2 separate regions of the Homo sapiens genome follow, and region 2 is linked to region 1. Evidence: chromatin loops called from intact Hi-C (ENCODE). Cell type or tissue: endothelial cell of umbilical vein. All regions are shown on one strand. Each heading gives the region's core, and the rest is flanking DNA. Links, peaks and the distances in the headings are about the cores only. Region 1 has its middle 100 kb from the start of SLC2A12. Region 2 overlaps HBS1L (HBS1 like translational GTPase).

Region 1 (5,502 bases), core at 232-5,231:
TTGCTAGTCTCAGTGTCCCTTCTACAGCTCCTAGACAACAAAACTTATCTGATTAAATAATGTAATGTATCCACAGTGCCTAAACATAGGCAGGTTTCCACAAACACTAGCTGTTTATTCTTTTTTGTTTTTGAGACGGAGTCTCGCTCTGTCGCCCAGGCCGGACTGTGGACTGCAGTGGCGCAATCTCGGCTCACTGCAAGCTCCGCTTCCCGGGTTCACGCCATTCTCCTGCCTCAGCCTCCCGAGTAGCTGGGACTACAGGCGCCCGCCACCGCGCCCGGCTAATTTTTTGTATTTTTAGTAGAGACGGGGTTTCACCTTGTTAGCCAGGATGGTCTCGATCTCCTGACCTCATGATCCACCCGCCTGGGCCTCCCAAAGTGCTGGGATTACAGGCGTGAGCCACCGCACCCGGCCACTAGCTGTTTATTCTTTCCCTCCCTTCTGAGATATTTTGAGTTGTGGTTACAAATGTGTATGTGTTTAGTAGAACAGAAAACTGGCACACCATTTGATACATTCCCTCTGTATACATGTAATAGGGGAATTATCTGAAGGACTGCATGGCAAGACTTCCAAAAGTACTGATGAAACACTTCTGTTAATATCGCTTAGATAATCAGAAATACCCTTTCTTTTAGATGGTGTCTAACTAAAAAGACACAACTCAGAGGATTAAGAGTCATGGGTTTTAGCTCCATTTGTCCTGTTAACTAGTCATGAGACCTAAGATAGCCAATTAATCTTTACTTCTGGCCAGGCATGATGGCTCATGCCTGTAATCCCAGCTCTTTGGGGGCTGAGGCAGGTGGATCACTTGAGCCCAGGAGTTCAAGACCAGCCTGGGCAACATGGTGGAACCCAATTTCCAAAAGAAAATACAAAAATTTTCCAGGTGTGGTGGCATGCACCTGAAGTCGCAGTTTCTTGGTGGGCTGAGGCGGGGGGTTCACTTGAGTCTGGGAGGTCAAGGCTGCAGAGAGCCATGATTGTGCCACTGCACTCCAGCCTGGGTGACAGAGTGAGACCCTGCCAAAAAAAAAAAAAAAGCAAAAACAAAAAACACCCTTATTTAGCCAATTGGATTTATAACATCTGCCTTAGCCCAATGCTTTGGGCTATTAAATGAGAGTTTAGATAGTCACTGCTTGTCCTTGAAATGTGAATACCTTGTATTGGCCTCCAAACATAATAGTATTATGTGCTATGTTCTCAAAACTACTATTTATTTATTTATTTATTTTTTGGTCCACTTTTATGTGTTTTTCTCATGTTTTAAACTTTAAGTATCATTTCAGGGAGTCAGTGTAACTTGAGTAATATATTTAAAATCGTGGCCTTTGATCATTTAGGCAAACTATTTATTAATAACTTGTATATCACACATTTAAATAGTCAAGACTTTCCCTCTTTAAGTTAGATATAATTTCTATTTTACAGAAAATAAAAAACAGTCAGCCTAACAGCACACTTGATTTTTTGGAAACTACATTTACACTTGCATCTTCTACATTTGCACCTGATACAAATAATTGTATCAGGGAGATACAATCATTTGCTGAAGGTCATGAGAGCAGTAAGGGACTGTGGCATTCAAATCCTGTTGTTTCTGACTCTAAATTTCACTATTTCGTATGGTTATGCTGTAACATGGAAGAAGTCTCTCTTCTTCGTGTTTTCAGGTTTAAACAAAAGAGTTTCAGGCTAGCTGTGGTGGCTCACACCTGGAATCCTAGCATTTTGAGAAGCCAAGGTAGGAGGATCACTTGAGCTCAGGAGTTCAAGACCAGCCTGGGCAAAATAGTGAAATCTTGTCTCTACAAAAAAATTTTAAAAATTAGCCTGGTGTGGTGGCACGCACCTGTAGTCCCAGCTACTCAGGTGGCTGAGGTAGGAGGATCACTTGATTCCATAAGATGGAGGCTGCAGCGAGCTGTAACCATGCCACTGTACCCCAGTCTGGGTGAAAGAAGGAGACCCTGTCTCAAAGAGTAAACAAAATAAAAGAGCTTCAAAGTTTTACATTGTAAACCCACTGCCTCCAAATGTTCAGATATACATTAGGACAAACTCTAATCTTGTTGAGTAGCAAAAAAATAAAATATTCTCATTTTCTGAGCTAAGTGAGGCACCAACATTTGTATAGTCACCTAATTATTTTTTAATCTATCTGCCTGGTTTGCAAAACTCATGAAGACAAGGACCACATTCCTTTTTGTTCATCATTGTATCCCTAGCACTAAGCGTGGTGCCTAACATTGAGAAATACTCAATAGATTTTTATTGAAGCAATGATATGTATATGAATGAGTGAACTATAACAAGTTTCAGGTATAAGCTGAATTTTAAGTACAAGTTATGGGGAAATAAAGAAGGAAATAGCTCTCCAACAAAGTCCCTCACCTTTTTCTCCTGTGTTAACATCACTGCTGGTTTACAAAATAAGCACCAGGTTAAAATTCTGACAAGGACGTCTGTGTAGGATAGATCATTCCAGGTAAAATATGGGTTCTTGCTCTAAAATTTGGCCTTTTTTTGGTCATGACTTGTGAAAATAAAACTTATCAGCAAAACTTCATACAAAAAAGTTTTATAAATAAAAATAGTGAAAGAAATAGTATACTGAATGTGTGTACCAGACAGGTAAATAATACAGGTAATATTTATATCTGAAACCGAGAAAATGCAGTATCATGTATCATTGTGTCCACTGGGTGGCGCTGCAGACTGAGGTTGATATTCCACAAATTGCTACCCTGATGTCAGACAATAAAACAAGTTAGACAGTAATTCTTTATATGTAAAAGTTCCTATTTTTCATTTGATTCTCACAATAGCTCTGTGAGGAATGTACAGTATGTATTATTATCCCTTAAACACAGGACTTAGATACCATTAAATATATGCCGCTGCCTCTCAGATTTGTAATACATTTTAATCAAATATTCACTTTAAAACAGCCCATTCATATTTGAACTAAATGTTCCAAAGTTATTAACTGGTAACCTTTGGTTCTTTTCTACAGTTTCAAGATTTTGCCTCATAAAAAAGCAATCCCTTGCTGGGCGCAGTGGCTCAAGCCTGTAATCCCAGCACTTTGGGAGGCCGAGGCAGGCGGATCACAAGGTCAGGCGTTCGAGACCAGCCTGGCCAACATGGTGAAACCCCATCTCTACTAAAAATACAAAAATTAGCCGGGTGTGGTGGCGCTTGCCTGTAATCCCAGCTACTCAAGAGGCTGAGGCACAAGAATCGCTTGAACCTGGGAGGCGGAAGTTGCAGTGAGCCGAGATCGTGCCATTGCACTCCAGCCTGGGTGACAGAGTGAGACTCCATCTCAAAAAAAAAAAAAAAGTAATCCCAGTGGAAGGGAGACTAAAATAGCTGGCCTATATATTCCTGGCAGTGGCTCCTTTGCTCACGCTCAGTAAATATGCCATGATGTTCAAAGGAGGCCTGGGAAGAAGTGAAGGCTCTGGTGTCAGAAACAGTGGATTCCAACTCTGGCCCTTCCGCCCTCTCCATAGGTGTCGAGTCATTTGAACTTTTCAGAGCCTCGGTATTAACATATTGAATAGAAATATTTTACCCTCTTTGTCTTACTAGTCTGATAAGAAGATAAAATGAGTCAACATGAGAGAAGTGTTCTGTGAATGTAGGTTATTTATTTATTCACTTATTTATTTATTGAGATAGGGTCACTGCAGACTCAACACCCGAGGCTCAAGCGATCCTCTTACCTCAGCCTCCTGAGTAGCTGGGAACACAAGGGCATCGCCAGCCTGGCTAATTTTTGTATTTTTGGTAGAGATGGGATTTCACCATGTTGCCCAGGCTGGTCTCAAACTCCCAAGCTCAAGCTATCCTCCCACCTCGGCCTCCCAAAGTGCTGGGATTCCAGGCGGGAGCCACCGTGACCAGCCAATGTGAAACATTTTCAAAATCAATTTAAATAAACGGTTGCAGTCGTCCCTCTGTATCCACAGGGTCCACATCCATGGATTCAACCAACCATGAATTGAAAATATTTTTTGAGGCCAGACATGTTGGCTCACATCTCAAGGTGCTTGTAATCCCAGCACTTTGGGAGGCTGAGGGGGGTGGATCACCTGAGGTCAGGATTTTGAGACCTGCCTGGCACAAAAATCAAATGTGCTTTTAGGCTATTTTTTATTTTAGTAGAAACCCTGTCTCTACCAAAAATACAAAAATTAGCTGGGCATGGTGTCAGGTCCTGTAATCCCAGCAACTCGGGTGGCTGAAGCAGGAGAATTACTTGAACCTGGGAGGCAGAGTTTGCAGTGAGCCAAGATTACGCCATTGGACTCCAGCCTGGGCAACAGAGCAAGACTCCATCAAAAAGAAAGAGAGAGAGAGAGAGGGAGGGAGGAAGGAAGAAAGGAAGGAAGGAAGGAAGGAAGGAAGGAAGGAAGGAAGGAAGGAAGGAAGGAAGGAAGGAAGGAGGGAGGGAGGGAGGGAGGGAGGGAAGGAGGGAAGGAAGGAAGGAAGGAAAGAAAGAAAGAAAAATATTTATTGAAAACCCAAAGGCCAGGCACGGTGGCTCACGCCTGTAATCCCAGCACTTTGGGAGGCTGAGGTGAGTGGATCACGAGGTCAGGAGATCGAGGCCATCCTGGCTAACACGGTGAAACCTGGTCTCTACTAAAAATACAAAAAATTAGCCGGGCGTGGTGGCGGGCGCCTGTAGTCCCAGCTACTCGAGAGGCTGAGGCAGGAGAATGGCGTGAACCCAGGAGGCGGAGCTTGCAGTGAGCCAAGATCGTGCCACTGCACTCCAGCCTGGGTGACAGAGCAAGACTCCGTCTCAAAAAAAACAAAAAACAAACAAACAAACAAAAACCCAAAGGCAATAAAAAAAATACAACAGTAAAAAAAATACAAATTTTAAAATACAGTAGAACAACTATTTACATAGCATTTACATTGTATTATGTATTATAAATAATCTAGAGATGACTTAAAGTATACGAGAGGGTGTGCATAGGTTATACACAAATACTAAGCCTTTTTTTTTTTTTTTTTTGAGATAGGGTCTCCTTGTGTCACCCAGACTGGAGTGCGGTGGCTTGATCTCGGCTCACTGCAATCTCCGCTCCCCCAGGTTCAAGCGATTCTCCTGCCTCAGCCTCCCGAGTGGCTGGGATTATAGGCACGCACCACCACACCCGGCTAATTTTTGTATTTTTAGTAGAGACGGGGTTTCACCATGTTGGTCAGGCTGGTCTCAAACTCCTGACCTCGTGATCCACCCGCCTTGGCCTCCCAAAGTGCTGGGATTACAGGCGTGAGCCACCGCTCCTGGCCTACTAAGCCATTTTATTTAAGCGACTTGAGCATTCACAGGGTTTGGTATCTGCGGGGACCCCGGAACCAATCCTGCCCCCGGGTACCAAGGGACAGTTGAGCACCTTGAGATGTATATAAAAACTCATTTCTACCAAATAACAAAACTCTCAAAAGGATACTGTTAGAAAAAGT
Region 2 (5,231 bases), core at 1-5,000, 850 kb after region 1:
AGATGGTCTCGCTCTCGCTGTGTTGCCCAGGCTGGAGCGCAGTGGTACAATATTGGCTCACTGCAGTCTTGGCCTCCCAGGTTCAAGTGATCCCACCTCAGCCTCTTAAGTAGCTGGGACCACAGGCAAGCACCACTATACCCAGCTAATTTTTTTTTTTTTTTGGTAGAGATGGGGGAATCTCAATATATTGCCCGAGCTGGTCTTGAACTCTTAGGCTCAAGTGATGCTCCCACCTCAGCCTCCTAAAGTGCTGGAATTACAGTCACGAGCCACAATGCCCACCCTGTACACTTACCTAATATTATAAAATGACTAGTCTTTTTTTTCTCTAAACTACCTTTCTAAAAGTAAACTATACATGAATCTAGAGGTTTAATCTTTCTTCTGGAGTTAAATACTTAGAAGCGAATAACTGAGATTTAAGAGGTTAAAAGAATATTTCTTCTATATGCAATGTTCCATTTCTACTTACATGCACTTACTTGCATCTACTATTTTTAATATTATTAAAGAAAAAGAAAGTTTGCTGTTTCATTTCCTTCCAAGCAATGCATTATGCACTATCCTTTTTTTTTTTCTTCCAAATAGAGACAGGATCTCACTCTGTTGACCAGGCTGGAATGCAATGGCAGGATCATAGCTCCCTCAAACTCCTAGGCTCAAGCAATCCTCCCACCTCAGCCTTCCAATGTGTTGGTATCACAAGCATGAGCCACTGCACCCAGCCGTATCCTTTTTAAAATAAGACACCACTGAGAATCACACTACGTAGAAACCTATGATGCTGAAATCTTGACTCAAAAGTGTTTCACTGTGTTTCTATATGCTTTCTTAAGACTAACCCAGAATAGGCTAAGTGCTATCCCTATTATAAATCTCAAAAAATCCTGTAATAGTACAACTTGGTTGGCCTTGAGCACTATTAAGCATTTCTGAGTATTTCGATCTATAACTACAGACCTTTCACATTCTAATGACTTCTCCCATAGAGCCACATCAAAATGTTGCCTCATGGGTGGATTTTTTACCTTTATGTTATTTGCAAGTTTATTTTTAAAATAATACATATTTCCCCAAGGATTCTGAGCAATAAATATTTAATAACTATTCTGTAAAAGGAATACAGTGATGAACATTAACAGTCCCTGGCCTCACAAAGAATATAGTCATAAAATTCTGAAAGGCCTGCATTGTACTTACAGAGTTTTCAAAAATTATGCACATTATTTATTGATACATTTATTACCCATTATCTTTATAATTATTCATTTAGATACCTATGCATTTACTTCTAATATAATACATTAATTTGGGTTCATTTGCATGTTAAGACTTCTGAAAAATCTTTTGTACTAAGATTATAAAATCCTTAGAACAATAAATTGTGTATTCTATTTATTTCCCCCCTCTCTCTCTCTCTGTATGTAAAAATCCCATAATAGAATTAAATGGTACTCAAGAATAAGGACAAAAAGGGCAATTATAATTCTGACAACTCAATCCCAATTCAGAAGGAAAAAAGGCATACACGAAGCTTTTTGAGACTGAATCAGAATTCTAAATTATTTTAACAGGCTAAAGTTACTCATGATAAAAATTAACTTTTTCATTCATCCAATCATTCAATTAATGTACACTGAATGCCTACTATGTCCTAGATAAGGAGTCCTTTCCTTCACTGACTTTGAAATCTAGTGAATAAAGTCTTGTTTCTATAAAATCCAAAAATTGAACTAGGTGATAAACATTCTTCCCAACCAAAACTCATAATACCTCACTAGTTTAGACAAAAGAATATTGTAAGGAAAAAAAAAATAAATAAGGTTCCTGGGTTTATATTTTTAAAAAAATATAACTTGGGAAAAGAGGAAAAAAAAGGAAAAAAAGTATATATATATAAAAATCTATTGTTTATAGTAAAAACCTATTGTTTATATTTGATAACAGCGTTTATCATTTTGGCAGACAAAATACATATAATTTATAAGTAACAATTGAAAATTCTGAAAAATTTTAGAGTTTAAAAATTAATGGCTTTAAAGCAACTCACTTCCCTTGTCTATAAAAACTCCTGGAAGGATTCTAGAGACTTTGATAAGAACAAACAAGTGCTACCAAGGTATGGTTTATTTCCATTTTTCACTACATATTTGAAATTCTACATATGTTTCATATCATATGTCTTTGCTACAATGGTCCAATTTACGTCTTTGCTACAATGGTCCAATTTATTCAATATGAAAATCCAAAAGAGTTTAAAAATATTTTAGTTATTAAAAAATTTAATTAATGATTCCATGATTCGGGGACTCACTCCAAAATCTGGTTACCTCTGCCACCTAGTGGTATAAGAATTCCCTATCTCACAGTGCTAGGTTTCACAAAATCATAGGGTTTTTTATGTTAAAGTAGCTATAAAATATTTATGTAAGAAAACTGGCAGTGAGGTAGAGTAAGTAATACACACAAGATAAGGCCAGAATCAAGCCTAATTTCTCATTTTGTCTCTTTGTACTATGTTATACTGAGGATATATGATACTTCAGTGCTAATGATATATTATGCGAAATTGAAACAGTCTCTTTCTTACAGAAGCAACAGTGATTTCAAAAACTTGGGGGTGGGGGTGGGGATGAGGGAGGTACTCAAAGTCTTACCCAGGCACTTCAAATCCCATAGTTTGCTTCTTTCCAGATACAGTCATTTTAGCAACTTTTGGCACAATTTCAGATTCACTTCGCGATGTCTGGGAATCTACTGGTTTTCCTAGTTAAGGAGTAAAATATAAAAGGCCAATTAATTTCTTTAGTAATATAAAGAAATCTATTACATAGTATTTTAAATTATAGATTATGATAACTTTCACAGAATTAATGTCTTTATAAACACATTATCTCTAAAAAAATTTAGTAAGATATTAATGCTGAAAGAAATTCTGTCACTTTAATCTAGGAAATCCCCTATTGTCAGGACTCTCCTATGCTTAACCTCCACCAAATCTCTTCCTAATTTTGAACTGACTGTTAAGTTTCAGTATTAAGAGGTCACAAGGTAGTTTCTGCACTGAGCCTTGTTCTGACATTATACCTAGACCCTATACCTCCCTTTCCTACCACACCCTTTCACAATACTAAAATTGTTTGGTCAGTTAGCAGATGGCTAAACTATTTTTAATCCTGCGAGGTTTATGAACTGATGAACAAGTTGAGAGTCTGAATTGTGCTGGAATATAGTATATATTTTACTTGCACACAACACTAGACTTACTAAAATACTGATATCTATAAAGAATCTAGGGAAAGAGGTTAATGTAGAAAAACTGAATTAAGAACATGGGGGAATTAGTCAGGCATGGTGACATGTGCCTATAGTCCCAGCTACTCGAGAGGCTAAGGTGAGAGAATGGCTTGAGCCCAGGAGTTTAAGCTTGTAGTGAGCTATGATAACGCCACTGCACTTCAGCCTGGGTGACAAAGCAAGACTCCATCTCTTAAAAAAAAAAAAAAAAAGGCCAGGCACGGTGGCTCATGCCTGTAATCCCAGCACTTTGGGAAGCCAAGGAAGGTGGATCACGAGGTCAGGAGTTCGAGACCAGCCTGACCAACACAGTGAAACCCCTCTCTACTGAAAATACAAAAATAAGCTGGTCATGGTGGTGCACGCTTGTAATCCCAGCTACTCAGAAGGCTGAGGCAGGAGAACTGCTTGAACCCAGAAGGTGGAGGTTGCAGTGAACCAATATTGCACCACTGCACTCCAGCCTAGGCGACAGAGTGAGACTCCGTCTCCAAAAATAAATGAATAAATAAATAAAAATAATTAAAAATGGAGGGATGGAGGAGAATAAATTATGAGCTAGATCAAAGTAAGACTTTTTTTTGCATTTGATCCCTACATAATTCATTGAACTTTTAAAAATGTGTCTTTATAATTTTCAGAAAAAGTACCACCAGGATTGAATCCACATAAAACTATGGAAACTGCATGTGCTACATTGGTAAACACATATACAGAAACCACTAACAATATAAGAAAAGATAAGTTAATGTATAAAATTCATTTAAAATGTTTGCTATTTGCCTACTATACACCAGGCACTATGCTGGAAATGTGATGGTGAAGAACAGACGTAACACTTGCTCTAAGAGCGATTACATCCTAGCGGGGAAAACATACTAAATGATAAAAAAAAAAAAAAAAGTACAATTAAAATTGTTATTAGTGTTATAAAGAATCCATATATGGTGCCGTAAAATTTGATGATAGGGCACATGACTTAGAGAGCTTCTCTAGGAAAGTGAGAATTGGAGCTATGATGGGGAAAATGAATATAAATTATAATAACTAGCACAGAAAGAAAGAGCATTCCAAGCAGAAAGAGAAGCTTGTATAATGGTCCTCCTGTAGGAGGAAGCACAGTTCTTCAGAGGGAGTGAGAGCAGAGGGGAGCTACATGAAGCTGGAGAGATGGGCAGGGCCAGACAGTGCAGGACCTTTAGGTCATACCAAAGATCCTAATGCTTGCTCTAACGGAGGCGGAAGTTACCAAAATGAGGTAAGCAAAAGAGAGGGGAAAGGGCAAGGGAGAGGAGAGGATGAAGTAAAGGGACATCTGAAAACAAACAGTTTAGGGAAAATTTTGAGATTGGGACATATTAGAAATTTGGACCCAATATTTCAGAGTTCCAAATGACAATGAACATCAAATAGGCAGTTGAACATGTTGGTTGACCTCAAAGGAGAGGTCTGAGCTGCATCAGCACATAATTGGTAATTGAAGACATAGATACAGGCGAGACCACCAAGGGAGAGAGCACAGAGAAAGAAGAGAAGTGGTCCTAGGAGGCCTTGGAAGAACTCTAGCATTTAATGCCAAGATAATGGACAATACACCTACAAAAAGGTGAAGGAGAGCCAGGGAGGGTGGTGCCAATGAAGCTAAGGGAAGACAGTGTTATGGAGTTGGCATTACCAGGATCTGGGGCTCTGGGCCAGTCAACTGAATGAAGACTGAAAACATTCACTGGTGACATGATCACTTTAGATAAAAGTCATTGGTAGAGTTAGCAAGAGCCATTTGAAAAAAGTGAGAAAAGTAAAAGGCAAACTAGGTTAAAAAATGTAAGGTGAGAAATGAAGGCATGTTCACTACCTCTCAGCTATAATTTCAAAATCCAAAAGCATTGAAATATTAAAGTTTTGGGTTTTGTTATTTTAATAACTCATTT

The links. Hi-C counts contacts between places; a loop is a spot of excess contacts. Peaks named below come from ENCODE experiments on the same cell type or tissue, not always from the same donor. Only the 100,000 strongest peaks of a DNase experiment are listed, where the experiment ranks them.
Region 2: a loop joins it to region 1, with 18 times the contacts of the local background. A loop is called at or near these places in 5 of 110 quality-filtered maps.

What each region holds. Positions count from the first base shown.
Region 1 is chr6:134,154,240-134,159,741 of GRCh38, forward strand. No RefSeq gene overlaps it. Among named protein-coding and RNA genes, the nearest start is that of SLC2A12, 100 kb to the left of the region's middle. In endothelial cell of umbilical vein, for the core only: a CTCF peak has its summit at 2,728 (motif pointing right); a DNase peak (open chromatin) is centred at 2,742.
Region 2 is chr6:135,000,074-135,005,304 of GRCh38, forward strand. It overlaps HBS1L (HBS1 like translational GTPase), which reads right to left. Exons shown (of 18, transcript NM_006620.4): 5 at 2,661-2,769. Among named protein-coding and RNA genes, the nearest start is that of MIR3662, 23 kb to the left of the region's middle. In endothelial cell of umbilical vein, for the core only: a CTCF peak has its summit at 2,349 (motif pointing left); a DNase peak (open chromatin) is centred at 2,368.